Regions from separate parts of the Mus musculus genome. Here all the other regions are linked to region 1. The links are chromatin loops, found by intact Hi-C in ENCODE. Cell type or tissue: gastrocnemius. All regions are shown on one strand. Each heading gives the region's core, and the rest is flanking DNA. Links, peaks and the distances in the headings are about the cores only.

Evidence for each region. Peaks named below come from ENCODE experiments on the same cell type or tissue, not always from the same donor. Only the 100,000 strongest peaks of a DNase experiment are listed, where the experiment ranks them.
Region 2: a loop joins it to region 1, with 10 times the contacts of the local background. A loop is called at or near these places in 41 of 42 quality-filtered maps.
Region 3: it touches region 1 in a loop (9-fold over the local background); 40 of 42 quality-filtered maps call a loop at or near these places.

What each region holds. Positions count from the first base shown.
Region 1 is chr14:13,348,199-13,358,496 of GRCm38, forward strand. It overlaps a transcript of Synpr not described here. Among named protein-coding and RNA genes, the nearest start is that of Gm5087, 69 kb to the left of the region's middle. In gastrocnemius, for the core only: CTCF peaks have their summits at 6,143 (motif pointing right) and 7,969 (motif pointing right); DNase peaks (open chromatin) are centred at 6,070 and 7,976.
Region 2 is chr14:13,912,476-13,922,773 of GRCm38, forward strand. It overlaps Gm281, which reads right to left and starts at 2,046. Exons shown (of 15, transcript XM_011244864.1): 1 at 1,923-2,046. The coding sequence starts at 1,965. Gm11100 (predicted gene 11100) reads left to right here and starts at 5,969. Exons shown (of 5, transcript NM_001370907.1): 1 at 5,969-6,093; 2 at 9,062-9,384. The coding sequence starts at 5,969. In gastrocnemius, for the core only: a CTCF peak has its summit at 5,402 (motif pointing left); a DNase peak (open chromatin) is centred at 5,366.
Region 3 is chr14:13,895,949-13,906,246 of GRCm38, forward strand. Gm281 reads right to left here. Exons shown (of 15, transcript XM_011244864.1): 2 at 9,124-9,320; 3 at 3,561-3,732; 4 at 925-1,013. It also overlaps the pseudogene Gm18576. Among named protein-coding and RNA genes, the nearest start is that of Gm281, 13 kb to the right of the region's middle. In gastrocnemius, for the core only: a CTCF peak has its summit at 6,046; DNase peaks (open chromatin) are centred at 5,869 and 5,998; H3K4me3 peaks cover 547 bases; H3K27ac peaks cover 375 bases.

The DNA of each region.
Region 1 (10,298 bases), core at 1,173-9,172:
TGCCCTTTTGTTTTTGTGCGTGATTAAGTCTTTTCCAGGAACATTGACTCTCTATGGCTTGATCTCCACAACTGCAGCTTCTTCTTCAGAAACTGCTGTGGACTTATTGTTTTTTCAACACATACCCCATTGCATTACTGAGACTCTGCTGTAGCCATTTTCATTTGGTAAACCAGATGATTATAGATACATATAAAGATACAGAGATATAAATAGATGATAAATAAATAAAAATGATGATAGATTAGATAGATAGATAGATAGATAGATAGATAGACAGACAGATAGATTTGCTATGTTGTATGACAGAAAAAATAATATTAATCATTAAATCTGGAATAAAAGAACCTATATTCGCTTCAGCCAGATTACCAAAGTAGGCAGGCTTAACTGACAAATTGCTATCTTTGAAACTATGGCATCTTGTGAAATTACTGTTGTTCAGTAACCTCTGAGCTTGAGGAAAAACATAAGTATGTCTGTTTTTGTTGTGGAATTGAGCTTTCAGGGCAACAGCTATCCTTGTTTGCCTGCTGAATTCTTCCTGTTTAGTTACATCTTTATCAGATAACCTGGGGAGCAGCCACGTTAACCTCACTCTCTCCTTTATCAATCACTATCTTCTACTGGCCTGCCGTTGACTGAACTCAACCCGAGGCAGAAAGTATATAATCCGCTGGTGTGAGCCATCCAGGTTGCCTCTTATTCTCTAGGATATAGGAAGTAGGAGGGAAAGGTTGGAAGTGAGTGAAAGGGGCAGATTCATATATGGATAACAATGTATATTAAAATGATTTATTGATTTTGTACCATTGACATTGTTTGCCATAGCATGTCCTATAGCACATAGGTTAGGAGTTGACATTATCAAAGCCATCTGAGTCCCACAAGACTTTCTGCTGCATTGTGGAAGGAACCACTGAGATGCAGAAAGTCCAACACGGGTTTTATTAATACCGTGCTAACTCCATCAGAAGTTGTTCTGTGCAGGCTTATGATTTGCTGTTCAACTTAAGAAGGTTGGAAAAGCTTTGGCCACATATTTTGTCAGAGGGTTTGTTCAGAGTGGAAAGATAACAAGGGTAGGGGTTAATGTGCTACAGATGTCTGGGACACTGACTCTGGCTGCTGGTGGTAATCCAGGCAGGAAACCTGCTGTTGCAATTTCTGTCTGCCGGAAAGGAAGGGCTGAGCTGTAATTGCAGAGTTTTTAGTGATGTAAATGCAGCCACGCCTGGAGCGAAGCCTCACAGATGCACACCATTACTGCTAGCCCAACTGCTCCAAGGCAACTCATTTGCAATCAGTTTCAAAGCTGCATAGATGGAAGAGCTTTCTCTCTTATTGTAAAACTCACTTTAGATTCTGCCTGCCTAACATTTTGATGAAAGGTAATGAACCTCTTCTGTCCATCAGAGTGTGGCTCTGGTAACAAGCCTGCTACTTTAAAAGAAGGAAGTGTATGTGTGTAATAAGTTATGTGTGTAGATGGTGTGCATATATGTATGTGTATGGCATATGTAGTATGGTGTGCATGTGTATTGTGTTGGGGTGTGTGTGTATATTTGTGTGTGTTATAAAAAAGTATCAGCAGTCCTTTTACATTTGACCCAATTGTCCACCACACTTCCTCTCTCCTTATCTAGTGATGAGTGTGACGGGCACTTAAGTAGTCTAATCAGAGTGGATTTGAGTTTCAGCACTGGTTCCTTCCCACCCACCAAAAAAAGCTAACGATACTGGAGATATTTGGCTCTGGAGCTACAACATTGCAAGTTCTCCACAGTCACAGAAGTTCTGTTCCATCAATCAGCTTGTTTACCCAGAACCTTGGTGCACAAAAGGAGGAGGGAGAGACAGAGGGAAAGAATGAGGGGGAGGGAAGAAAAGCAGCTTCCAGTGTGAGGCACAACTTGGCTGGTATGACCTTAGAGAAAAGAGCTTGGGGAGCCCTCATTTTAATTCTTTCTCCTGATCCTCTGCTCCCACTGAGACCAGGGCCTAAGGTATTCATTCCACTTGTGTGACCCATCCAGGTAGCCTGGATTTAGAAGGACATAGTCACACGTATCTAAACATGCAGATCCTTGGGATGTTGCCTTCTGCCTTTGCCAGTGTAACCCTGAAAATGCTCTCTTCTGACTCTTCCCATGCATTCATTAGATTTTTGTCCTATAGACAACCTTTGAGTCACCTCACAGCTTAAGAGCTCCTCACATTTGAAATACTTTCCTGGAGTGGAGGATTATTCCAGCTTGCAAAGGACCTGGGTTTGGTACCAGCACCCACATGTTTGCTTATAACCTCCTATAACTTCAGTTCTGAAAGACCCACAACGTGAGGACTCCCCCACGTTCTGACTCAGGAGAGGCGACACCCCAAATCACACACGAGAAACGGTCTTGCTGAAAACTGCAAGAGGACTTTTATTTCAAGAGTGCTCTCGGGCCCACAGTCATACACCACGCAGGGCTAGAGGACCATGGCGCCCTGAGTAGCTGGGGAAGGGGGTATTTAAAGGAAGAAACCACAACTCAAGGGGGTGGGGAGGGCGTTGTTGAAAACTACCAAAAATACCAGTTAAGAGACACAAGGAAGTGGAAAGTCAAGACAGTTTTCTAGGAGCCTCTAACAATAACACCTTTGCATGGTGGGTTCCAGCAGTGGTCAGGGTGGGTCAGGGTGATTTTCTTTGAATGAACACTCCCTGAACCCTGGAAGCAGGTGGGTGGAGGAATGTCTCTATCTTTTTTATTATTAGCATACCTTGGAGCATTGAGTCACAAAGGTCACATTCTCAAGCCTGGGCCTAAAGGCCTAGAAGTTTGTTTTTATGTTATACTTTTTCAGTTCCAGTAGTCCAGTGCCCTTTTCTTAGAACTCCTGGCACAGACACATGGGGCTCACAGACACACATGTAAGTAAAACACTCATACACATAAAATAAACAAATCTAAAATTAAAATACTTTATAATTTTTGCATCAATAACATGCTACTGGAGCAATTAGCAGTCATGTATTATTCTGATTCTTTTGCTCTTTTATGAAATTCTATTTCATTTATTAGTATGCCCAGGTGAGTGCACAGGCACTAGTGTGCTACATGTGAAAGCTTTGCTTTGTCTTTCTCTCAAAAATAGCTTTCCTGTCAAAAGCCAATGTGTCAGAAATCTCTGGCACCTTTAATATCCCTGCTTGTACAACATTTATGCAAATCTTCTGATCTTATCACACAGTACAGCTTCTCTTTACCCAAAGGTCCCTTACTTTCCCAGAGCTCAATGGCCTGGAAGGGCCTACCCCTCCCTTTTTCCTTTGATCCTTTGCATTTATTGTGAACAAGAAGGTAGACACCTGAGCCAGGCATCGTGGCACACACCTTTAATTCCAGCACTTGGGAGGCAGAGACAGGCAGATTTCTGAGTTTGAGGCCAGCCTGGTCTACAAAGTGAGTTCCAGGACAGCCAGGGCTATACAGAGAAACCCTGTCCTGTCTCAAAAAAAAAAAAAAGGTGGACACCTGTAGTTGGTATAACAAACTGTATTTTAATATGCTGAGAGTCATCACACAAGGTTCACACTCTAAGTTCCTATGATACTAAGCCCATCTCACCAAGGCTGCTCAACTGTGGATGTATCTTAGCTGAAGGTTGGGTCCTGGTATGAGAGTCAAGCTCCTCTGGGAGACTCTCCAGCCACCAGGCAGATCAAGGTGGAGCTCTCCAAATGTGCAGGGCAGAGCATTGCTCTTGGTTTCTGCTTTTATCCTGTCCAATGGGTATCATGGGGTTTTAGGATTGTGAGTGTGTGATGTCACTGAGTTCTGATGATCAGATGCAGCCTTGGGTGTAGTGGGGGATATTGACTGCACTAACTTTCCATGTCTAAAAGGCACTTTTGTTTTTTAATATGCTCATTATAACATTCATTCTTTTAAAACTAGTCAAATCCCTGGAAATACCAAAGTTGGACCGTAGCCACCAGGGAAAAGACAGTTATCACCAGCGTCTTAACAACAACAACAACAACAACAACAGCAACAACAACAACAGTAAATCTCTCCCCCAGTTTCGGTTCTGCCACACTACTTTTTGCAGAAAAGATGTTGCCAGCTGAGCTACTTTCTCCCATTTCTTTGGTGACACCTGGGTTGTTATACATGTCATTCTAACTCTCAGGACACCTCTGGTGGTTGGTTCTCTCTCTCTACCTTGGTCCAGGCCTGTGGTGGTTAGACCTCTGCATAAAGCACTTTACAGCTGACCCATTTGGCAGATTCACTTGACTTTAATATAGAGATTTTACACACAGAAAATCTAGTTATTGCTCCCCTTTCTAGATGATTTAAATGATTATTTATAAGTAGGATTGGTCTTTATAATTGAGAGGTCATGAACTGAAAGTATGGTAGAAGTTATTCTATGTTCTCTTGCTTCTCATAATACCAAGTGTATCACTCTATTAGCTTCAAGAAGTGCCCCATCTTCTACAGAACACTGTTAGCGAAGGGCTCCTGTGAGAGGCATTCTAGTGATATAAATGGAAGGATATTCCTTTTATTTCATGAGTGATTCTGTAGAGGAAACAGTAGGTAGTCATTCCCTATGCTAATATTTAGAACTCTGTTGCTCAAATTCTAGAGTAATAACTGATGTGTTAGAATGGTGGGTAGTGTCTCAACAATACACTAGGCCAGAGCAGTTCCATGTGGAAGAGGTTTTATTGGAAGGGAGAGACAAAGGGATAGCAGAGAGAGAAGAGGGGGAGAGACGAGAAAGAGAGAAAAGAGAGAGAAAAGAAGGAAGGGGGCGTAACACAAGTAAGGGTGGGAGGTAAGCCAAATGGATTCTGGGAAAATGGGGGCCATTGTCTTAGCAACCGGTCTGCAGGTCACAGGTCTGCTGTTACCTCATAGGTTTGGAATGTCCTGATGCCAACAGTAACAGTGTTCACCTCACAGCACTGAGAAAAAAAAAAAAAAAAAAACGTTGTTTTTGTCCTTGTTAGACATGGCTGCCCAGGTTGGCATCAAACTCCTGCATCAATGACCCTTTTATTTCAGTTCCCAGGAGCTGGGAGAACGGAAGTACCGACTCAATGTTGTCTAGTTGCGTTTCTTTTAAGTGGCCATTAGCAATCTACTTCCTTACAGAAATAGCTGGTGGCTACTCTAAGTCCACATTGCAGATAACAGCTTAGTGTCATGCTAAGGCCGTAAGCAGACACGGATATTGAAGTTGAAGAGCATCATTCTCTGGCCACTGTCCTTATGCTCTGATGTCCTTTGAGAATTTTGTTCAGGAGCAGTTATTGGATCCTTAGAGATTAGAGATAGTGTCTGAATGCCTTTTCTCTGGATTTCACACCCACTGTTTTCTTTTTGTAAGTGAACTATTGCTTCCTCCTTGTCCTTATTTATTTATTTATTTAAAATGAGATCACTTTATTGGGTTTGAGCCAGGGGAGGTGACATTGACTATCTTTCCAGACTGAAAAGGGGGCTGCTCTAGCACAGGTCACACGACCCACCTTATACAGCAATAAAAAGTAAAATCTAAACCTTTATTTAGAATTAAAGTCACTAGGGTCACCCAGGCGCTTGGTATTGAGGCGACCACACTGCCTTCCAGGTGATCTGCTTGGTCCCTGTGAACATGGACTAATTATTCAGTACGCTGTCTTGTCGTTGAACGTCGGCTCCTCTGTCACACTCAGCTGCTTGTTGGAGTACAGAATGCTAGCTGAAAGACTGTGATGCCTCTGCCCGTGTCCTCGCCCACCTGGGATCTTCAGGGATGGGCGAGGGACATCAAGAGCATCACCGAAGCCCCAGACCCAGGTTACTTCAGCAATGAAGGGCGACTACAGAACTCTTGCTGCTGTAGCCACTATGGCAGTGCTAAGTGTATGGTACATTGTCTTCTTCTCCGTGGCCTTGGCTGTCCCGGGGCTCACTCTGTAGACCAGGCTGGTCTCTAGCTCATAAATCCGCCTGCCTCTGCCTCCCAAGTGCTGGGATTAAAGGCGTGTGCCACCATGCCCAGCTATGGTGCATCTTCTTTAACTTTTGCTATCTTGATAATTGGAGTTTTGGTTTCATTGTAAGCATTCCCAGCTTTTGACCAGTAGGTGGCGACAGAACAGCCATGTCCTTTGTACCTAAGTGGCATTTACTGCAGCATGTTTTTCTGGTTTTTGTTTTTTCTTTAAACTTTTGTTTTCGTTTTGATTTCTTTTCCTTTTTCTTCACCTCATAAAATCCTAAGACAAAATATTAAGACGCTACATCAAGTTTTTTTGGAACAAGGCCTCTCTTTGTATCCTGGCTGGACTGGAATTCACTATGTAGACTAGGCCTCCAATTCATAGGGACCTGCCTGTCTCTACCTACAGGGTGCCGGTTTAAAGGTGTGTGCCATGTCCACCCCTGAATCAAGTGTATCCAAACACAGGTAAGCTAGCTAAAGCTATAATATAAGGTATTCTTTTGTTTGTTTGTTTGTTTGTTTGTTTGTTTTTCGAGACAGGGTTTCTCTGTGTAGCCCTGGCTGTCCTGGAACTCACTTTTTAGACCAGGCTGGCCTCGAACTCAGAAATCCGCCTGCCTCTGCCTCTGTGCTGGGATTAAAGGCGTGCACCACCACGCCTGGTATAAGGTATTCTTCAATATTGTCATTTGTTTCTAAAATACAGGTGTTTGTGGTCTTTTATACTATGCTGGCAAGAACTGTGAACATCCCTGGTTTTAGTGGTGCAGCAACAGTGTTTTAGGAAGTCAATGATGGGATGAAAATCTTCACATTTGGAATTATATACAGCACTTCCAAATGTGGAGGGGGAGGAGCTTTTCAGGCTAATCCTCTTGATGCACACCCTCCGCCCCCCCCCCCCCCCAGTGATTTACATCTATGAAGAGGGAAACATTTTCCTTCTCTCCACAGCGTGCATGCGAGCTCCCAGAAATGCCAACAAGACTGCAGCCCCAAATGCCACATCCACTGCATGTGGTAGGGCTGGGGGAGGGGTCAAAATGGGAACCCTGGGTTTGACGAGTCTATTTTTCTTGGTACATGGAGACTTCTGACTATACCATGAAGGTGAGAGAAAGAAAATGCAGGTGGCTGAAGCACACTCTGTATGCATCTCTCTCTCTCTCTCTCTCTCTCTCTCTCTCTCTCTCTCTTTCTGTGTGTGTGTGTGTGAAGGGGTGAGAAGAGCAATGTATTTGCAATTACATAAAACATTCAGAAGAGACTATCCAGAGAGTCAAATGCCTGTGGGGCCACACGAGCAAAACGCCTGCCTGAGCAGGGTGGCCATCAGGGAGTGGAGTGTGCTAAGTGAAAAAGGACATTTACACTCAAATAATGAGCACACAGCAGGAAGTGTGCATGCATGGACCTGAATGATGTGCGGAGTTCCTCCAGATTAATCATTTAGCCTACAAAGTGTGGAGCCCCTACCATTCAGTGACCCCATGACCTCTGATTAAGGTACTTTCTTTGTGATCACTTCAGGTCTCTCCCTTGTTTCTAAACATTAGGAACTGGACTGCCCCGCATTTAGTTCATATCCATTCTCCCGGCTTTGAGTGCCACCCAGTCACTGTGCTTCCTGTCTACCTGCTGGATCCACCCCCCTTCCCTTCCTTCCTTCCTTCCTTCCCCTCTCTCTCTCTCTCTCTCTCTCTCTCTCTCTCTCTCCCTCCCTCCCTCCCTCCCTTCCTTCCTTCCTCTTTCTTTTTCCTTTCTCACTTAATCATGTTTGTTTCTTCAATTATTCTAAAGTGAGCAGTAGATACCTCTGATTTTTTTGTTGTGTTATGAGAAGACACCAAAAAGCCAGGTCATCTCTTTGTTGCGGTTCTCACTCTTTTCATCTGCTTTCTTTATCTGATCCCAGAGAACAGGACATTTACAGGCACGTGCCTAATGGATTTGACAGTTTGAGTTCAAGTTGCAACGCTGTACATGGCCAGTAGAGGGCATGAGCACATTTCAAATAAAGCATGAGGGTCCTCTCAGGAGGCACCTTCTTAGCTTAGTTTTCTTGTTGCCTAGGAGTTGAGAGATTGTTGTTTCTTCACTGCTACACGAAACTTTTGGCCAGATTTCTTTAGATGGGGAAGTTTAAAGTTGAAACAATGGTCCTTTTAACTATTTCTAGCAAAAGGAATCAAAACAAATTTAGGGATAATGGTCAGTTGCACTTAGGAATGAGAGGACAGATTTGTAAAGGTAAATGTGAGCTTTACAGTCCCTAAGGCCACAGTTTTTTGAGTAGTAGATATGGGATGGTGTTCAGAGAGTATCTAAAACCCATGGACCCACTTAGTCAACATTATTTGTCAAGAATCTGCTTTGGCAATGAAACTCTAGGGACTGAGAAAGGGAAATAGCGAGCCTGACCCACCCCAACTGTTATGGTTGTGTGGAAGAAAGGTGAAGCAGGAAGCTAGATTTATGCATAGTGACCTGATCACATAGAAACACCTGCTGGGGTGCTGCGACCACAGTGTGGGCTTTTAACAGGCTCTGTGGTATAGTGTTCTCAGAAGGCGAGGACTTTCGGGGAAATTGTAAGTGAGAGGCAGCAAGTCCAAAGGTCCTGGGGTAGAAAGAGCAACGATACTGTGAGACTGCAGTGGTCACTAAGGTCAGAGGCTTAGAATGTGGCCAGAGATGACCACCACCTGACCATATGAGTAGCAGGCTTTTTCTGGTACCCATCATTTCCTTTACCTATGCAATTGTGCCATTTATATTCAAGAGATAACATCTTATGTTGGCCATCCCTCCTCGAGTTATTCCCAAAAGGACATTGTAGAGTCTCCTGAGCAGTTTGCCTCACATGCAGATTGTATCAGGACATCTGATGAGCAGGTCAAGGGTGAGACCCATGGATCCAGGGCTCCACCTTTGCTTTATAAGGGCGAAGTCCACTCCTGTCTACTGAGAAAGCACAACTCTTAACTGTTGGGACTACATAGCAGCAAGCAACAGAGTGACACCCCCCCCCCCCTTGCTAACTGAAGCCAGAAGGGAATTCATTGCTAGGCAACTGGAAGCTAATGGGACAAAGCAGAATCATGGGCAGCCAGACCGGAAACTGCTTCAGGCACCCAGGTTTGCAGGCAAACTCTCTTCTCTTTTTACATGTGATTTTAGTTATAATTGGCAAGTTATTATCCCATGCATTTGGGTTGGGCAATCTCTTCAAGGCAGTCTAGGTTAACTACAATCCAGGCTCTCTACTTGTCTGTGCAGATGATGTATTCCCTTATTAGCACTCTCGGCTAGTTCCTCAGCATCTGCTCAGTGCAGGGCAGCACGCCAGGTCCTGCACTACAGTGATGAACAACATTGTTTCTTTATTAAGCTACACCTCCCTTTCTTTTGTGTTGTTGATCGACATTTTATTAAGCACCTAATATATACAAGATGAATTAGAGAACCACAGAATATTTTTTTGTGTGTGTCTAGGAAGTGCTAATCTGTTTAGAAGAGCATAAAGAAAATATTTTGGAGGGTGTCATGATGCATGTCTCTAATTCCAACCCTCCTGAGACAGAGGCAGGCAAATCTCTGTGAATTCAAGATCCAAGACAACCAGGGATGAATAAAGACACCCTGTCTTGAAAAACCAACACTAAAAATAAAAGCAAACACACACACACACACACACACAGAGAGAGAGAGAGAGAGAGAGAGAGAGAGAGAGAGAGAGAGAGAGAGAGAATGTTCTGACATTTTAAAGGAGTAAAAGATGCTACAACCTTAGCAATTGAGAAGTCTGTCTGGGAAGGTAATGAGACATCTTAGTCACTTTTCCTCACAGTGACTGAGACCTAGTGAGACTGCCTACTAGAAAGATGCCCTCAGCCACCTTCTAAGTTGGAAATCCTGGCTTTGCTCATGAAGCCACTATGTGGCTAGTGAGACATTTTTGGTGAATTACCAAGCCTTTGTCCACACAGACTGGAGTGGACATTTGGATATTTGCCTGTAGCTGGATGACAGACTGGAGTGGACATTTGGACATCTGCCTGTAGCTGGATGACAACAAGGGCAGCAGCACTGGATGATTCCGGTCTCAGCAAGTCCATGACTCACGACAGAGCCAGCCCTCCTCACCCAACCTCTACTTTCTAAAGTTGCATTTATACCACTTTGAGCTGTTCCCACAGGCAGCTATGTGAATGAGGCAAGCTGCACAATACAGGGATGGTGATGGGTTGGGATTTAGTGCACAGGAGTCTCTCAGCATGAAGCTATTTCTATTAGTGTATTTCCCTGCT
Region 2 (10,298 bases), core at 963-8,962, 560 kb after region 1:
GGGTCCTACTGGTTTTGATTTTGGTTTTTGTTTTTTTGGGTTTTTTGTTTTGTTTTGTTTTGTTTTTTGACACAGGGTTTCTCTGTGTAGCTAGTGGGTCCTACTGTTATGCAAATTTAGAAACACAAATTTTTAAAATATGAAAATCGTTTATAAAACTTATGTGTAGATGCATACATACGTCTGTACATACAAGAACACTGGGCTCAGCCGCAGTATTCCATTCATCTTAAGAATGTTTTATGTGGATACAAATGAGTGGCAAAAGTTTATTGTCCTAGCCAAGAGGCTGAGGCCAGGGACTGTGGGTTAGAGGGCAGTCTAAACTATAGAATGAGGCCCCATCACAATGAAAGACCTCCGAAGGGAGACCCCCACTCAAGTCTCTGGATAATAGCGGACCCCCAAGAACTCACGAGAGACCAAGCTTGATGCAAACCACATGAGGCTTTATTGGGGGGGGGGGGAGCCAGAGCTCTGGAGATGACTCATATCCCACTCAGGGGTAGAGGAATCGGCCCTGAGGGGAAAGGGGTCCCAGTTTTTATAGGCCCTCGGGGGGCAGGGGGAGATTTCCAGATCTAACAATGTCTATTCTCAAGAAATGGGTATGGGAGGGGTACAAGGAAAGAGTCTGGTGCAGCTGCAGCAACTCTGGATTGGCCCTGGCTGTGGTTGCTGGGGAGATTTTCTAACTCTTCCCCAGCAACCAATATCACAAACACCTGGCAATGGGCTTCATCAGTGGGCACACACATGGGTTCAAGGAACGGTCAGAACATTGGCAGACACATGGGTTCTAGGAGTGGCCAGAGCATTGTGCACCTCTATTTTTCTAAATCAGTGAAGCTAGTTCTGCTAACAATGAAATCTATTTTGCCAATTTGAGGGCTTCTGTGACCTTTTACATTCTGTCAGAATCTTTCAACAAAAATCAAAACAGGGGGCTGGTGAGATGGCTCAGTGGGTAAGAGCACCCGATTGTTCTTCCGAAGGTCCAGAGTTCAAACCCCAGCAACCACATGGTGGCTCACAACCATCTGTAACGAGATCTGACGTCCTCTTCTGGTGTGTCTGAAGACAGCTACAGTGTACTTACATGTAATAAATAAATGTTTAAAAAAAAATCAAAACAGACAGGCACAGCTTTAATCCTTTCTGTGTGCTACAGGAAGCAGAGGTAGGGGGCAGGTAGATGTCTGTGAGTTCAAGGCCACCCTGGCTTACCTATTCAATTCCAGACTTACCAGGTCCACGAAGTGAAACTTTGTTGTTGTTGTTGTTTTAAGAACATTGTTGAATCTTTTTTAAAGATGGTAAAGATGATTTTACTTGATCCAAAGTACTTAAAATATCATTTCAACATGTTAAATAAAGTATTAGTAAGACATGTTACGTGTTCTTTTCATGCAAAGTAGAATCTGTTACATTAATCAGTAAGAAAATATATGAAATAGAAAACAACTTAAATCATCTATATAGTCTTCCCCATTTTTCCAACTCTACCATTTCTTCCTGTAATCTCCAAAGTAATCCTTGCTACATTCTTAGCATATGAGTTATTTTGCCTTCTGGCAATATTTCCCCTAGTTACAAATGGGCCACAAACATCTTTCACTGTTGTGCAGTTCATTAGGTAAATCTTCCACGGGTAGAAGTTTGTCTCCCGAGGTTCCAGATTCTAGATACCAGTAGAAATGGCCAACTGTCTCCCAGAGAACTTGCTCTGATGCCCATCTATAAACTGCATCTGTGAAAATATCTTGATAAGGAGGTAGATTATCCAATGAGGTACAACCCGGGAGCCCTTGAGTTCAAAAGACTATCCCCATCAAATGTTCTAGAGCAAGTGAAAAGGAACCCAGAGGAAGACACTCCGACTATTGCTTCCGTAGTTAAGTAACAATGATGCAAACACTAACCTGAGGCAGCAAGCAGTACAAAGAAGAGCTGGGAAGGAAGCATGGTTGAATCAAGGGCTCTGGCTGCTGCAGAAATGCTGTTCCAGTTGGCTAACTTCTAAGATGATCACAGGCTTCCTGCAGAGTCACCATATCGAGACCTGTTTCTAGGCAGCAAGTACACACTTACCTAATCTGTAAAGTGACACCTTTGCCCTGTGAGGCTAAAGCTCCAGCAACTGGATTTACTTAAGCCAGGTGGAAGAAAATCTCTGATTCAGGAGTCAGAGAGCTGTGGGGGAATAGGTTGGAAGGGGATGTTTGGGGTGGGTGGTGGAGAATTGAAGTGGGTATTTGCAGTGGGGGTGAAGAGTAGAGGGGAGGTGTTTGAAGTGGGGAGGTAGGGGGTAGCCAAAAGATGAAGCTTTTCAGGAAATGTGCTCACTGGACTCATTTCATTAAGATTCAAAAGGATTTCACTCACTAATGACCCCACCCCTCATTGTTCTCTTCTGCTTGATGTATTCATTACACCCCAGTTTAAAACCAAGAGCCAGTTTACCAGATTTACAGAGGGATTTCAAGTTGCTAAGCACAGCAGATTAGAAAGGAGATGCAAAACCAGCCTGAGTGCAGCCCCCAGCCAGAGCCACTCTATATTATGACATTCAAGTTTAACCTGAAGGAGGACCTGCTCCAAGACTACCAATGGCTGCTTGCAGAGTTCACCCAAAAATATCTGGAAAAGGCAGCAGAGAGCTGACCTCGGAGCCAACTATGGCTGGAGATCATATTTCGATCCTCAAAAATTTTCTCCCAAATGCGTGGTTCTGTAACATTCGATTGGCCCAATACTTTACAGTTTGCCAGAGTTCCCACCCCTCCCTATTACACCCCATTGATTCTCACAAATCCATTCCAGGTTCCTGCAGAAATTCATGTTTGCAATCTAATTTAGAGAATTCAACGGATTGCTGTCTCTATAGAAGTCAACTGTTGCTATGGTTACTGATATAAGATTATGCAATCTCATGTGTGTTCAACAGAAAGATATCGTTGAGAGCAAGGAATGCTGTGTTTGAAACAGACTTTGGCCTGTTGTAGATGGATTGGTTTTCAGAGGGACATCTACAAATGGCCAGGAAGTGCTCACATCGAGATGGATCCTTGCCATGTGCTGTGAGGGCTATTGAAAAGAAAATGAGCTTTATGAGAAATTGTGGTTTGTGTCTTTAGCTCTGTTGAATATTCCTTAGTGAATCTACTTTACTCTTGGTTTTTAGTTGTGAGCCTTACTCATTAATAGCTGGCCATCATTGTAGCCTCAAACATCTGTGTTCTTAGACTATTATAATACCCTAGCTCTCTAGCCAAACCCCTCTCTGTGTCTGTCTGCCTTTATCTCTGTGTGTCTGTCTCTGTCTCTGTCTCTCTCTCTTCTGACTCTCTCCACCTGCCTGGGGAACTCCTCATCACTCTCTGGACCCTAAACCTAGTTACCTCCCTGATGCCTTTTCCAAAGGTGCTGTCTTCCCTTTCCAGTGCATCTTCTGAGCAGTAATTTTTATTTTTAAGACATAAGAACACTTGTCTCCCTTACCCCTACATTCCCATTCTTGACACACTAGTCTTTGCCACCATGTGTGCCTCAGACACATCCACCACCCAATTCTTACTTATGTGGTTATTTGTTCTTTAAATTCCTCTTCCAATTCTTAGCATAGTTTGTCACATTTTACATAAAATGCCTCATCTCAGCTGTCACCGCTTTAAGAGGTCTTCCTTGGTCCCTTTTTTTATGGTGGCCTTAGAATCCTTCATTAGTTCCTAAATCAACTTATTTGTAAAAGTTCCTGGAGTGTGAGAATTGTAATCTTGGCAGGAATTCTAAGTAACTTCTGTCCAGACTAGATACCATTGCAGAAAAAAATATACATGGACCACTTCCTTATAAGGCCTGCTAACTTCCCTTCCCCTCCCTCTGAAGACAAAGCGAGGACCACTAAGTTGGTTTCTAGTGCTAAGCTGGTTTGGCCCAGACGACTTCTCTAGCTTATCATGTACACACCCTGTTTCTCGTCTCATGTGCCTGAACCATGAAGATCTTCACACAGCTATTTCCCTGCTCGGCTTTCAGACCCTGTGACCCCAGTGCTCCCCGCCAGCATTGCCCCTCATCCTGTCTCTTTACCTTATCACCCTCTTGTATTTTCTTCATAGCATTGCCTACATTTAATTAGCTGAAATTATTCCTTTCATTGTGTCTGTGTCAGGTTGTCCCATAGCACTTTAAGATAGTTTGGGGGGGGGGTGGGAGGTGCCATTGATTATTCATATTTTAAACACACACACACACAAAAAATGAGGCTCAGAGGTTTTCTCCCCTTTCCTAAGGTTCCAGAACTTATTAGGTATAAAACTAGGTTTTAAGTCTTGACTGGCTGCAGAACTGCTATCTCTCTCGTGTGCCCTTCTTTTTCCCTTGACTTTTTTTTTTTTTTTTTTTTTTTTCCGGTAGCCAGATTACATGCTTTAGGGTTGTTCCGTGACCTACTGGAGAAGGGAACACTTGTACACAGAGAGGCATGAGCACTCACTCACATGAATAAAAATACCTCTCTCTTCCTGCCATAAAACTCATCACAGCCAACCATTCATTTGATTGAATCCAACAAAATGAAGATTCAATACTAATTATTATGTGAAAACTTCTGGTTAAAGGAATTGCTCGCGGGTATATCTATTTATTCTAATACCCATGATTCTCGCCAAGAGGAAAACTAGACCTGGACAGAGCTCCACCCTCGTGACCAAAGCATCTCCGCCACAGTGAAGTGGTTTAGAGTCTGGACCAGGAATCTTCTGCCTCCTGAGAGTCTTACTTGCTACGGCAGAGTTTCTACTTCGCGTGAATCTCACTATATAGCTATCACCCATAGCATTCCCATTTGAGAGATGAAAAAATGAGCAAATCACGTGACTGTAACGAGACTCAGGCCGCAGCCCAAGGCTGGAGCAAGAGCTCAGATGTACCGTCCTGAACACACCATAGTAGCACCTCAATGTTATACATTTTATTACTGCTTTTTCTCTAAGTGCTGAGTTTTGAACCCAGAGTCTTGAGGGTCTTAAGTCATACTCCCAGCCTCTTGTTCCATCTAAAGTTCTTCTCCCAGATATTCAACTGTACAAAATCTCACGTACCAAAATCATCAGTATCGTGTGCGTTTATTTCGTCCGATCTCAAATGTATTGAGTTGAAAGCTGCGTTTATATAAGATGTTCAGCTAAATGCTATGCACATCAGTGATATGGATGATTGATGGGTACACACACAGGAACCAGAGTAAATTATATACCTTTCTTCAGCTTTCCTGCGGAGGCCTTCTTTTTAAGCACCAAGTCCTATTGAACTCAGCTACTCAGAGAGCCAATGAAGCCTGAGACTAAACTATAGCCTAGTGTCTGCTGCCACCTTGTGGTAATGTTCTCACCTAGGCAGTATTTGCTCTTAAGGGTTAAATGCAGAAATACTGTGCAAATGATCCAGGTACTGAACTTTTTTAGCTTCATGCTTTAAAAGACTTCCACAGAAACTCAAGATGAAATAAAATAGCCCTTTCGGTGACTACTGAGACAGCCAAACAGCAGCTGGCCTCTTGGTTCGTGCCTCATAGGACAGCATTCGACTTCCTGAGGGGTGAAATAGAAAAACTCAGACCCTAGAGCACCGTCCTGCTTATAGAACTCATATACGGATATCTAAATGTGATTAACAATTATGCTGTGACTTCTTTTATTCCTAATGTGCCTTCTCTATGTAGTATTTCACACGTTACCAGGGAATTTCCCACACTTCTGTCACATGCATCATTGGAGGATTATGAAGTAAAACACGGTCAGTCGCACAAATGTTTGTGCTAACACTTGAGAAAGAATGATGTTTCCTGTGTGTTTTGCTCCAAACAACCAAAAATTAAGCCGTGATCTCAGTCACTGGATGAATTTTAGAAGTCCTTTCCGCTCAAGCACTAAAGAAATCCAAAGCACAGCTGAAAGTGACAGCGATGGAGCGCCCTCCGTTTTGTCAAAGTGAACTCCTAAAGCTTGCCTGTGGGAAGACTGGCCAGTACCAAGGAATCCAGCAACCCAATAGGAAAACTGGCTCATTCAAAGGGAAGGTGATAGAGAGGTAGGTAACAAAGACTTACCTCGTTTCCCATTGGTACCTTTTGGTTTTTGGTTTTTTGTGGGTTTTTTTTGTTTGTTTGGTTGGTTGGTTGGTTGGGTTTTTTTTTGTTGTTGTTGGTGGTTTTTTTTTTTTTGGTTTTGTTTTGTTTTGTTTTTGTCTTTTGTGTTTTGTTTTGTTTTTGTCTTTTGATTTTTGGTTTTTGGGTTTTTTTTTTTTCATTACACAAGATCCATTGTGAAAAGGTAACATCTCCTTTAAACATTATAATTTAAAAATATAGACTGTAGGTAGGAGGACGGAGTGCTACATCAGATCAGGATGTGGAGTGCTGTCGAAGTCATCTTTTGCAGTTATTAAAGTCTCAATTTTACCAGGCAGAAGGCTTTACTTTCCATCTGATTTGAGTTTTAATGTGTCATGTGAGATTAATGTCCGTATTAAGAATATAATTTTTCAGTATCAGTATTTTCTTTTTTTTTTTTTTTTTTAAAGATTTATTTATTATTATATGTAAGTACACTGTAGCTGTCTTCAGACACACCAGAAGAGGGAGTCAGATCTTGTTATAGATGGTTGTGAGCCACCATGTGGTTGCTGGGATTTGAACTCTAGACCTTCGGAAGAGCAGTCGGGTGCTCTTACCCACTGAGCCATCTCACCAGCCCCCAGTATCAGTATTTTCGTCTTCTCACATTCCACACCAATGAATTTTGAAAATGTATCAATGCTTTCTGTTCCCTGCTAAAGCAATGTTTACTGCTGAAATGTCTACTAATCCTATTTCACCACTGAACCCTCTTCAAGGAAACATCAAAAGAGCCCTAGACCTGGGATTTCTTGTCAAAGGCAAAACTGTAAAGACAGACATACACTATTAGGAGCATGCCTCATTTTAATTTTGTGTTATATAAATCAGTGGTAGGTAAAGGATAGAAGACACAACATGGGTGTTTGCTTGTTTCTGAGGCTGGTTCTCTCCGTAATAGCTCAGACTGGCTTTGTGCTCTGTCCTCCTGTGTTAGTCTCCTGAGTGTTGAGATTACAGATGTGTGCCACCGATGCCTGCTTAAAGCAAAGTATTCTTTTTTTATTTTTAACCTGATCAGTTACATGGAAGGTATTCAGGATCCATGAGCACTCTGAAATGTATCCCCGCCCCCCGCCCCCGAACTCTTTCTTTTTCTTTTTCTTTTTTCTTTTTTAGATTTATTTATTTATTATATGGAAGTACACTGTAACTGTCTTCAGACACTCCAGAAAGAGGGAGTCAGATCTCGTTACGGATGGTTGTGAGCCACCATGTGGTTGCTGGGATTTGAACTCCGGACCTTTGGAATAGCAGTCGGGTGCTCTTACCCACTGAGCCATCTCACCAGCCCCCCTGAAATGTATTTCTGTTGTGTGTCAGAGTGGCCATGCACATGTTTATGGCAACAAAAGTTATTAAAGCACTGAAGTTACTAAGGGTCTTGGAGGGTCCACAGAAGGTTGATACTGACAAGTTACTTTGGGGCAAGGAAGGAAACAGTGTATCTTCTTTGGGGCACTTTATTGCTACCTACAAGAAACATATTGCAACATAGCCATGCAGAAATCTTAGTACTCAGTGTGAGTCGTGAATCCAGAAGGTGCTTATGTACAGCTATTGCCTTGCTCCTAGATGGGAGGTGTCTAGCCCATGAGGCTGCATTCCTTTCACCTCTAGAATATGTGTCCTCATTTGATCCTCAGGCTAATAATGCCTGTCACCTACTGAAGGCTTCAATAGGATGTAACATAGAAACTATTTCTTTTTTTTTTTTTTTCAGATCTCTGGTAAGAGTATACCCATTTTCAAATGAAAAAAACTAAATCTTGTAAAAAAAATAGCTAACAAATTGTACAGTCAGCAGGTGTGGTTTGGAATGAGACTGATGCCATCAGCCTGCAGTGACCACGTGCCCAGTGGGACCTCTTCCCTGGGGTGATTGTCTCTGAAGTTGATGCAGCAGTGTTTTCCTGGAAGATAACAACACTTTTATATTGGTACCTGAGATTCATTAGGTAGTATATGAAGTTCATCTTAATGGTCATTAATTTATTTTAATCCAAATCGGAAACATGTACATCATATAAATATACTATGCATGCAATGTAGCAAGCAACAAGCTGGGATTTTGCAAAGTAATCATATCATGCTATAGCTGGGATGTCATACTTGGGAAGTGAAGATTTATGTTCACACAAAAGCTTATGCCCTGTTGCTTATAGTTTTGTTCATCATAGCCCCCCAAATGGAAACAACTCAAATGTCCTTCGATGAGTGGGTGGGTAAATACGGTGTGATATACCCATGTTGTGGCATACAACTCAGCAATGAGAAGAAAGGAAACAGTGGCTTCAGAGAACTATATTAGCAAAACTCACACATCCCAGGGCAGAGGGTAGGGGTTACTAGTATAACATCTTCTAGCATTCCAAGGCCTGGATTCCATCTCCAGCCACAAAAACAAACCAAAACAAAACAGAAACAGAAACAAACTAATGTTAGAAGCTTGAAATGCTATACACTGCATGTATTCATTTAGATGATATAAGCAGACAGCTTTAGAACTGGTGAGTAGTTGTGTTCATGTGAGGTTGTGGAGTGTGCTGCTGTGTGCGCATATGTGTGCTATAGTATAGAAGCCAGAGGAGGGCGTCAATTGTCTTCCTTTATGGCTCTCTGCCTTATTCGCCTAGGACAGGGTCCCTCATATCCTGGAACTTGCTGTTTATCTACTAGGTTAACTGCTCAGCCAGCCCTGATGACTTTTCTGTGTCCATGCCCCCATCAATAATTTCATGTGTGTTCTAGGGATCTGGACTTAGGTCCCCATGCCTTCCTAGCAAGCGTTTTATTGACTGAACCATGTCTCTGGCCATTTTTTAAAATATCTTTAATGCATTTTGTTTGTTTGTTTGTTTGTTTGTTTGTTTGTTTGTTTAGATGGCATAGAGCTGTGTCCACCAACTTAGCCAAGCAAAATGTGTTGGTCCTCAAAGAGGAATCATTGAATGAAAGCAACTTGGGATTTCATGAAAGCCAAAGCAACCCAAAGAGAAACCTGGTAAAGAAGATGAAGAGTGCTGTTGGGAAAATGCTGTCTTGCAAGTGTGGAAGCCAGTCAGCCAGTGCTGGCAGGGAGAGCTTTGTGGAGCAGAGGGAAGCCTCCCCGTCCAAAGCACCGGGCCTGCTGCCTAGACTTGTGAAGGAGCTTCCATCGCCCAGATTATTCACCAATCCAAGCATGAAGAAGCTCTCACAAAATGGTAACCGATGGCAACTTAATATTAAGTGGTCAAGAAAAAGGGTAAAGTGAGGATGGACTGTGGTTGGGATGCTGAATGTCCCCAAAGACCCATGTCCTTGTCCCTTAAGAGCAGGGGCTGATGGGATTTCTATAGTCACTAGAAGCATGCCCAAGCTTGGCATTATGGATCAACCCTTCCACCCCCATTAACCCTCCTCCTCAACTTCTTGATCATAAAGTGGCCTTTGCTCCACTACACTGCCGCAGACCCTCTGGGCCCCCTTGTCTGCGTGGAACGGGTCTCTAGTCGTGGGTGGGCAAAGCGTCGGATGAATTGACAGACAGATGCACCCAGGAGAGGTTCTGTTGGATCTGAATGTATTCTGTCAAGTTGAGCATCATACTTTTTATGCAGAAGACAATAAGGAAGTTGTGTGACATATCCACAAGTTACAAATGAGGTAACCGGAATCTTACATAAAACAGAGGAATGCAAACACAAAAGGTCTAACAGGAACTACCTGGGATAGAATTTATTGTTAACAACTGGGATAAACAAGGGCTCCACCTAAGATTCACTAATCTTAGAAGCCAGGGTCAAGGGCTTCATGCCCTTGCCATAGTTCCTATTTTAGTCTATTGTATAGTCCACCTTCCCCTTAGGCCATTGTAAATACGTGTGTATGGGTGTAACTTCGCTATAGTTCTAAGTATCTATTCTGGTTTCTCCTTTGGTCTGAAACGTCCTTCTTCCTTAGTGATGGTAAATTCCTGTGTAAGGGAGTGACTTAGCTTTTATTCAAAGTGATAGTGTAGTATCAGAGGCTATTCTGATTAGCAACATTCTTACTGAATTTCAAGTCCATGGTCTTGCTCAAGGAAGTTCTAGGACTGTTGGAACACTGGCGGAAGGCTTTAGCTATGTCAGAATTC
Region 3 (10,298 bases), core at 1,439-9,438, 550 kb after region 1:
ATGGGCAATCTCGACAACTATAGTATTTCATTGTAATTTAAAAGCCATGGGACACTATCCCAGGTGTGAGTGGCCATCTACTACATAAATACAATTTTGTAAGACTCAACTGCTTGAAAAAGAATCCAGTCACTCACAAATATCAAAAATACAGTAGCAACATGAACAAGCCTCTCTTTTTTTTAGCCAGTTTGGAGAAGTGATACAACATTAAATTTTAAAAATATGTTATTCTTGCCTATAGACCCATTAGTCAAAATCAACCCGGCTTAGTGTCATAATCTTTTCATATGGCTTCAAAAATTAAAACAGTATTATAAATCCTGCCATTTACAAAATGTTTCACATTTTAAAACTACTTTCACATCCTTTGTGGTGTTTGATTATAATGGGAGAGCCATACAAGAGAAGATCAAGCAGTCATGTGACATTTGCACACTTCCGCAGCTGAAATAGCAAAGCCGACGGGTAAGTAACGCCCAACAGTGACGTCAGACTGTAAACTGAAGCCCTTTGATTCCAAGTCCCTTTCCCCTCCTGAGGACAAGACCTAATGTTCTGAACTATACCTTAATCTCAAAACCCTAGATTTGATTCTCTACCATATATGCAGCCAAGGTCCCTAAAAAGTGAAATCAAATATCGTAAGATATTGATTGATACTTTTCTTTAAAAGTACCTTAGGGGTAGGCTGTCTGCCTACACAGAAGTGGATGCACTAGAATGGAAACAACTACCTAGAAATTCAATTCAAGTTTAAATTCAATCATTTTCACCTGAAATGTCCTAATAATTAAGGCAACAGTACATTTTGGACTTGATTGGAGAGTATAAATAACTCGTTTGTTTTATGCCTTTGCTTTTAAATATAATGACATATAAACTACCAAGCACTGATATTCTTTATTCCAAAAGACAAATTACCTCCAACACCGCACCCTCTGGGTCCTCAGCTGCTGCTCTGTAAATGATGGTGCCATAGGCAGTGTCCTCTGTGATGTAAATCTCAGTAACTGCCCAAAAAAGTACAATAAATGTCAGTCTATGGGTCTCACCAATACCAACCCAAAGCACCTCATTCAATTATGTGTGACTAAAGCATAAGAGTGGGTAGAGATGATCAAAATATGTCATGTACATGTATGAGATCTTATAATAAAACCCACTATTATATATAATTAACACATTATAATAAATGTCTTAAAGAACTGTACTCACTCAGTACAGATGCTTTGTACAGTGATTTCAGGGAAGCTAGTAGTAGCGATAATGATGATAGACAACGATGTTGTCATCTATCATCAGTCATGCATACAGGAAGGAGATTTATCATGTTAAATAATGGCAATAGTAAACAATTTTAATACTTATTGATAGCTAAGCACTTAACATCATTGATGGTTTTTATCATTCTAGTTCTTCTGAGATTTAAAAATCACTAACAAGTCCAAGCTTACAGAGTCACCACATGAACATTGTTTCAACATTTTCTCAAGTTTTCCCTAGTCCCATAGATGTTGAGAGTATGCTAGAAACTACAACCACGGCCTCACACATGCTAAGAATATGCTTTATCACTGAGCCACATTCCCAGCTGCTACATGTTTTAAGACAGTCATAGTAACTTCAAGCTTCAAACTTCTATGTCTTTGGGGGAATCTAATGAAGCTGGGAGATGTGAGACCCTTGAATCCAGAAGGGAACATCATACCTATTGCTGCTCCATTTTTTGAAGAAAGTGGTACTTCTGGATACAAAAGAGGTCTTCAAGGCCTAGATACACTACATATATCCACACAGTCTTAAATGTTAATACAACCTTTGTGAATTTACCCACAAGCAGTCTGACAGCTGTTTGAGAAGTCCAAGGAGCATGATTTGACCTTGAATCTATGCAAGGCTTCATCAAATGTTTGAGAAAAAGAAAGAAGAGACATTAACATCTATGGAGCACGGATCGTGTGCACAGATGATTTGGCACTTCTAAACACTGTATGCATTGTGCTGTATAACTTTATGTTGAGGAGGGAACCTCAATTGAGAAAATGTCTCCATATGTCCTGATGTAGGGAACTTTCTTAATTAGTGATTGATGGGGGAGGACCCAGACCATTGTAGGTAGTTCCATCCCTGGGCTGGTGTCGTAGGTTCTATAAGAAAGCAGGACTTGCAAGCCACTAGGAACAAGCCAGTAAGTAGCACCCCTCCATGGCCTCTGCATCAGCTCCTGCCTTCAAGTTCCTGCCCTGCTTGAGATCTTGTCAAGGCTTCCTTCAGCAATAGACTACAAAGCAGAAGGATAAGCCAAATAAATTCTTTCCTCCCCATCTTGCTTTTTGTTCCTTGTGTTTTATCACAGCAATAGTAACCCTAAGACACGCCTCAGGGTAAGACTGACATCTCAGTTGAATCGGTGATTTTGTTAGTCACTTTTCTTTTTGCTATGACTAAATTGCTGACAACAAGCTACATAAGGAGGATGGATTTGTTTGGGCTGATCATTTGATGGGACATAGTCTATTATGGAAAGAAAGGATGGGAACAGGATGCTCCATTGCCATGGATGTGTGCAAAGAGAACACTTCACCTCCTCACTTCGCCATTAACAGGAAACAGAGAGTGGTTGGGAAGTAAGCCTTAAGGCCCACCCTCAAGTGTTCTGCCTCCTCCAGCAAGGCTCCACCTCCCAAAGGTCCTTCATGACCTCCAAAACCAGTGCCACAAGCTGGGACCATTGCTGGAGCACATGACTCCCTGGGGAATCGTTCCCATCTAAGACATAGCAATGAAGGGTCTGAGGTTCACACAAAACAAGTAACTCAGTCCAGTTAGTAGCCATACCTACATCTGAACTATTTTGTTTTACCTGAACACTATGGATTTTTTCCACAAGTAAAAATTAGGTATTTGACTTCATAGAGTGAGAAAGAAAGTCAAGAGTGAGGCAAAAAGCCTCATCACAGGTCTTGGGAAGCTTCTAGTTTAACAACTAGACACATTTAAGAGATCGATTTTAGTACAGTGTGATAAAACAGATACATGGATCATTTTCAATATTAAGAAAATTACTTCAGTCTATTTTCTATACAGTGGGACTAAGGGAACAAAAGAACTTCCCCTCCAGTGCTGTGAATGTTAAATAAACAATCCACTTATAGGATGATGCCTATACATAATCAGGACCTATACATATCAGCTTGTGTGTGTGTGTGTGTGTGTGTGTGTGTGTGTGTGCGCGCGCGCGCGCGGGGGGGGCATGTATATGTCATAACATGTATGGTGTTCCAGGGACAACTTTCAGGAGTTAGTACTCTACTTTTACTGTAGGTTCCAGGGGTCACCACTCCAGTTATCGGGCTTGCATTACAAATCCGTTTAGCTGCTGAGCCATTATACAAGCCCAAGTTTGTTTAGTGTCAGTCTCCTTTAACCTTCTAGCCCGAACACCATGAAAACACATAAGACATAGAGCACAGGACCTACGTCTGTGTCCTCAGGACTTGCTTTCCCTCAAAACAGACCGTTGGTACTTGCTTTCCCTCAAAACAGACCGTTGGTACCTTGATTTTTCTGTGTAAGTGACCCAATGAAAACAGGAGGCTCATTCACATCTTCGATCTGGACAAAAATGGTCTGGGACGCTGTTGCCCCATGGTTGTCTTTGGCATATATTGTCAAGGAATAGAGCGCTACCACCTCAAAGTCCAGCTTGGGTACTCCAGTGATAATTATCTAAAATGTTAAAAAAAAAAAAAAGCACAATGATGGAGGACCAAATTGTTGACTTCATATATATATATAACAATCATAACAATCCTTCTGTCACAACATCTCAAGTTCTAGGATTACAACTGTGAGCCACCACACCTGACAATTTGGTTTTGTTTTGAGACATGTACTCCAAGCTTGTTCAAACTCATGATTCTACACCATCAGCTCTTAGTACTAGGATTAAAGGTATGTACTTCCACCGGGTGGTGGTGATGCACGCCTTTAGTCCCAGCACTACGGAGGCAGAGGTGGGCAGATTTCTGAGTTTGAGGACAGCCTGGTCTGCACAGTGAGTTCCAGGATAGCCAGGGCTACAGAGAAACCCTGTCTCGAAAAACCAAAAAAAAAAAAAAAAAAAAAAAAAAAAAAAAAAAAAGGTATGTACTTTCACATCTAGTGAGGATATCATTTTAATAGTGTGGCCACATTTATTGTGTCTTTAATATTTATAACATAGCTGAATACTGAATTATAAACATATTTATCATAGACAAATACTAAGTATCAACTATTTATTGTGGCCTACACAGCAAAATGGATCTTGACATATATTATTTCACAGAATCGTTTTGTCAGCTCAAGTGAGGTAATAAAGTTACCATTCATCTCATTTTTCAGGAAACAGAACAGAAATGCATTAAAGTAAGCCATTCCCTAGGTTTACAGTGCTCATAAGAGGAGGCGCACAGAGGAAAAGCAGCCTTGTCAGCTTAGTGCAGGAGCAGAAGCTAGAGTCTCAGCAGAATTTTTGCTAGCTGGGCTTAGAGTAGAAGCTGAACAGAGAATAAGTACAAGACAGTGTTAAATACCAGATTCACAATGGAAGCAAGTTTGAAGAGCTGGCAATGCCATGGCTTGGTTCTATTAAATACCTCCCTTGTCCTTCTAGAATATGTGCCCACAGTAGCTAGAGTGATCTTGTTAAAGCATTAGCAGATCATGTTTCTTTTCTACCATACTCTGCAGTTCCCATGTTTCTGATGCTTGCCATTTGACTTGGCAGTTCCTATGGCTTGTGCATGAGACTTTCTTCAACTAATAGCTTATGAGTAGATTTAAGTCTCTAAATGTACACATGGGCTCAAGCTTATATTCTGGTTTTCTTTTTGTTCTGATGGAATATGCTTCTACTAGTCACTGCTTTTAGAGGTTTGAGATTTGAGGGACACAAGAGCTAACCATAACCTGAAACTAAACCAGTCTAGGGCAGCTCAACTGTTAAAGATGTTATTGCACTGAATTGGGTCCTCTTTTGGGTCTCAGAGAGCCAATGCAGAAAGACCAGGTGAATGTCAAGCATGCAATAGCTTTGCAGTATGAGTACTTTGAGTCTTAAGGAACCCAGATATCTTATAAAGAGCAATGCGCCTATGTGAACTTCTCCCAGTAGGAGAATTAGCTTTATTAAAACTAGCAAGTAAGTAGCTCTTTCCAACAAATCTCCCAGATTCCACAGGCTCTCTCCTTTATCTCCATTGCAGTCAGATTTCTCACCACACTCCCTGTTCAAATCTGGTCTCCTCTTTTCAGGATCCTTCTTTCTACAGGACTTTTGCACATGACCTGAGATGTTTTCTCCCTCTTTTATTCAATTCCTGCCCAGTCTGCAGAATGCTTTTCAGATAAAGCTACTTCAGAGAATACTAAGTAGATCTTATGCCTTTGTTTGGACTCCCACCTGCCGGGAGCCTCCCAGCCCGAAGAGGGTAGTGGTGGAGTCACAAAGTAGGACTCTGGTGATGGCTTTAAAAGTCTGAGAGTCTCAGGGCTTTCTAGGTCTCTTACTGTACTGAAATGCTGATAATAATCTCTAAAAAAGTCCTAAAAACTTTCTTGCTTTGTCTGAAGGAAAAAAAAAAAAAAGTGACCTAACCTGTATCTTAACAGCAGAGGATTAAGCAATGTGGCCTTTGTTCTATCTCAGCAGGAACGGTGTGGCTTTAACTTTCAACCTGCTAGTTGGAAGTTGCAGGTAGAAAAAGGAACACTTGCGCTCGGCCTGCGTTCCGCTCTGGCCCGCGGCGGCCGCTAGCCAACCCTTCCCGGAGGTCTCAGCCCTGCCTACCGCCCGGCGTCGCGCGCCAGCTCGCTAGGGCATCCGGGCCCCCGCAGGCAGAAAAATATGGTTCAGGAGACTAACCAGACCCCAGTGCCCATGCTGTGTAGTTCAGGATGTGGCTTTTATGGGGTCCTAGGACAAATGGAACGTGTTCTTGTTTCCTACGAAGAACATCTTGAGAGACGAATAGTGGCAGAATGAGCCCAATGGGGACATCTAGTGGTTCCAACAGATTCTGCATCTGTACAGAGAGCAGATGCTAGTTTCAACAATTGTGAAGGTGCTGCTGGCAGCACATCTGAAAAATCAAGAAATGTGCCTGTGGCTGCCTTGCCTGTAACTCAACAAATGACAGAAATGAGCATTTCATGAGAGGACAAATTAACTATCCCGAAAACAGAGGTGTCAGAGTCAGTTGTCACTCAGCTCAGTCCATCAGTTTCTCAGCCCAGTTCTTCTCAAAGTGAAGAAAAAGCTCCTGAGTTGCCCAAACCAAAGAAGAACAGATGTTCTATTTGTAGAAAGAGAGATGGCCTTACAGGGGTTGACTGCCGATGTGGAAATTTGTTTTGTGGACTTCACCATTACTCTGACAAGCACAACTGGCCATATGATTATAAGCAGAAGCTGCAGCAAAAATCAGAAAAGAAAATCTAGTTGTTGTGGCTCAAAAAATCCAGAGAATATAAAATTACTACATGTGAAGAGACTGAAACTTTGTTTTTATTTTAATATATCGTAGGAAAACATTAAAGAGCAGATGCATGGCCATTTTCCTTTGATGTTCTCCAGAGTTTTGCTTTATACTTGTCTGTTATATAATTGATATTTTAGGATGTTTGGGTGTTTGTTACAGGCAGAATTGCCTCCCCTCAGTAAAATTGGACAAAAATATGCACAACAAATTGAAATACACATATACTAGGAACAAAATTTAGTTCCATGTGCCAAACTAAATGAATGAAATCTCTGCATGTTTGCAGCATATCTGCCTTTTGGGAATGTAATCAAGGTATAATCTTTGGCTAGTGTTATGTGCCTGTACTTAAAAAAGAAATAAAATTAAATTTAAAAAAAATTTCAAAATAAATAAATAAATAAAATGGTACACCAGAAAAGGACTGGCAGTCTACTACCATAGTCAAACTTCACCTTGATTTCAACATGACTTTTGGAAGGAGGAAGAAAGCTACAAAACTGGTATTTGGTACCATGTGTAAGCCTGGTTAAATTGGTCTTCTAAAAGCTGTCAATTAGGACATTCTGCGAAAGGTAACATCACAACTGGTTCTAAGTAAAACCATCAAGTCAACAACAGGGTGCCTGAGATAATCTTTGAAGGTTATTGTGCTGGCCTGCACCAGAAGATATCTGCATTCTCATTACTAAAATTGTAGCACAGAACTGCACTGGGATTTGTTTACAAGAAGAAATTAAACTCTGTTTGGTTTTCACATATAGCAGCTCTGTCAGTATACTCCACTGATGCTTGTCTGGTAATATCACTTCTGTGTTATAATGGAAGGTTTTTTTGTGATGTATGAAACTTGTGTTTTTTATATATAAATGAGTATAGTTAGATTAGTGTTGTGGTAATGCCTGTTTTCATCTGTAAATAGTTAAGTATGTACACAAGGCACTACTTCTGATTTATTGCAGTGTTCAGTCCTAGTTTATTTTTATTAAAACATTGAGTTTTGCTTCAATTTTATGTACCTTAGTTCTAAGTTAGATTTGCAGATGTGTACAGATAGTTCATATTTACGTATTGCACATAATCATGCTATTCAGCATTGATGCTATATTGTATTATGTAAATAATAATAGCAGTGTACAGAGGGGAAAAAAGAAAAGGGGACACTTAGAGAAGTGATTACAGAGTTTATTTCTGAGTGGTAAAAAGTTACCTATGAAAGCTATCTCAGGGGGAAAGCAGAAGCGGAAAGATCTTAAGTGGGGAATAGTAAACAAATTAGGGAAAGGAAAAATTCTTTTCTACCTGCTCCTCCATCTTCCTCTCCTCTCTTTGTCCTCAGTGCTTACACATCTTTCAGAAAACATGATCACATGTTACAAAGTTCATCACAAGTTCACACAAAAAATTAAATCATAAATCAAAATAGAAGTTTACAACAGAGAATGTTTCCATGCATATCCATTAGGAGTAATTATCTGGCTAAACATCCATCACCTGTCTCAGCTCCACAGGTTCACTAAAGGTTTAAAACCATAACTAAGTTATTAGTGAAGCTTTGTATAGATAAAGCTAGTCAATATTTTATCTTCTGTCCTAGCACCTATAATAAATTGTTATTTCCCTTTTTATGACTTTTGGTCAATTGTTTTACAACCTCTTGGAATGTGCTCTTATTAGGAAAAAGTCTGGTTACTATCTAAGAGCAATTAACTGGTGACACTTGGGAGACTGGCAGAGTTCTCATTGCAGTTTTGACTGTCAGAAAAGAACTAATAGCAGTCCCACTATAAAAGAGCTTAATAATCACAAATATAATTTTAGGAATTCTTATAGGATGGATCATCATTAAGACTTAAGAAGTCATTTATTTGTCTATATAGCATTACTACTAGACAGTACCTCTTCATAGATCTGCTCCAAAGGGGTGTGCTATTCTTAGGGATTGTTATATATGTTTAATAATAGCAGAAAAAGCATATTAATAGCAGGAATCTTTTCTAAAATGAATCCCTTACAGTCTTGTTGAATAAGGGCACACCTGCCACAGATTATATAATAATCTGAAGCAGGCCATTTCTGGATGATCACCTGGTAGTTATTTGCTTGTCTCATTATGGCTCCTGGCACCCACCTACCTATCTGAGAACTTGTAATTCCTTGCTCAGATCATATTTGCAATTTTATTCTGTGTGTATTTCCTTAATTAACAGGCATCCCCATATGTAAGTAAGTGCATTGAGAGTAAGGCATTACCTTGCATCTGATGAGACCCTCAATAGGTACCTGTAAAACTGCTGCTCCTTGTTATTCTTAAGGAATTTAAAAATGTCTGACACACCATAAAGTCTCACAGAATAAAAGGTTAAATTAATTAAAAGCATGCAAGAGGGCCAGGCATGTTAGTACATGCTATAATCTCTGCACTTTGAAGGCCAAGAAAAGACATCAGGAGTTCAAGGCCAACCTAAACTGCATAACACAAACCACACACACACACACACACACACACATCTAAACAAGCAATAAAATGTAAGACAGAAGATAGTCTCATTTAAATCTCTTGAGTTATGCTAATATTATCTGCCTCCATACTTACATCCCACACATGTGAGGATCTGTAGGACAGCACAAAAGGATGTGCTGTGGGGCTGGCATTGAGGATAACAGGATCTCCAACCAGAGAAGTGTGAGGTGAGAGAGACATGGTGACCGTGGCAGCCCGTGTATGATAAGAGGCATTTTCCAGGAGGGGGCCCGCATTCTCCACAACAAAATTTGGAGCAGCTTGAACACCTTAGTGAAAACACAAAACTAGACTTTACATTCCTACAAGGCTTCCCAAACCCTTTCATGTGTGAAGCCCCAGAGGAAAAGCACACTACCCGCTTAGTACCTTTTTTCTTGGAATTCTGAATAGTAAAATGATTGTTGAGGGTCTGAGACCTTTTGTTACAGGTGAGCTTGCAAAAAGTACTGCTAGTTCTGTTTTGCGCTGAAGAAAGTTAAAAGTATAGGAATGGCTTTATGTGACACAGCCATGCAATGGCAGAGCTAGAATTTTAATCCCAAATTTACCAGATTCATATCCATTATTCTTAAATGGTTGAAACTATTTTATGAATCAGAGTAAAAATGTTAGAATATCAAAAGTTCTCAGAATTTCAAATTTGGGAGATGCACCTATCTACAAAGTGATAGCTGTGGCTCTGAAGGTGACAGAGGGGAACTGATCAAGGGGACATTTTTGAATCTCACACTTTGACTCAGGTCCCCGTCTTCCCTCTTACTAGCCTTACAAACACTAGGCTAGCTACCCATGCTTTCTAAAGCTGGAAAGCAACTGCTGTCATTCCATTAGAAATGTCTTTGTCTGAACCTCATGGGCATCTGATCACCATTACTACAATGTAGATCATTGGCCATCATTCTCAATATATATTTCCTAGTCTAGTCACAGCAGTTGTAGATTTCATCTTACAAGTCACTATATATTTTGTTAGACACTGTGTGAAAGGCTGATAGAAATGGCTTTCCAAGTGACATTGTTTTCTATGAATATCATCTACCCTGCAGTATTGAGAAATTATCACTCAAAATCACAATGTGTTCAGAGCAAAGAGTCATTAAGCACCTCACAGAACTGGCCTTCTTTACTCCTCCTTTTCCCTCTTTCCTCGTTTTCTTTCCTAATTTCAACTGACTCTTGTCTTTAACTAAGGCAGAATCTGGCTAGAATCTCAGAACTTCTTAGAAATTGACAAGATTATGTTG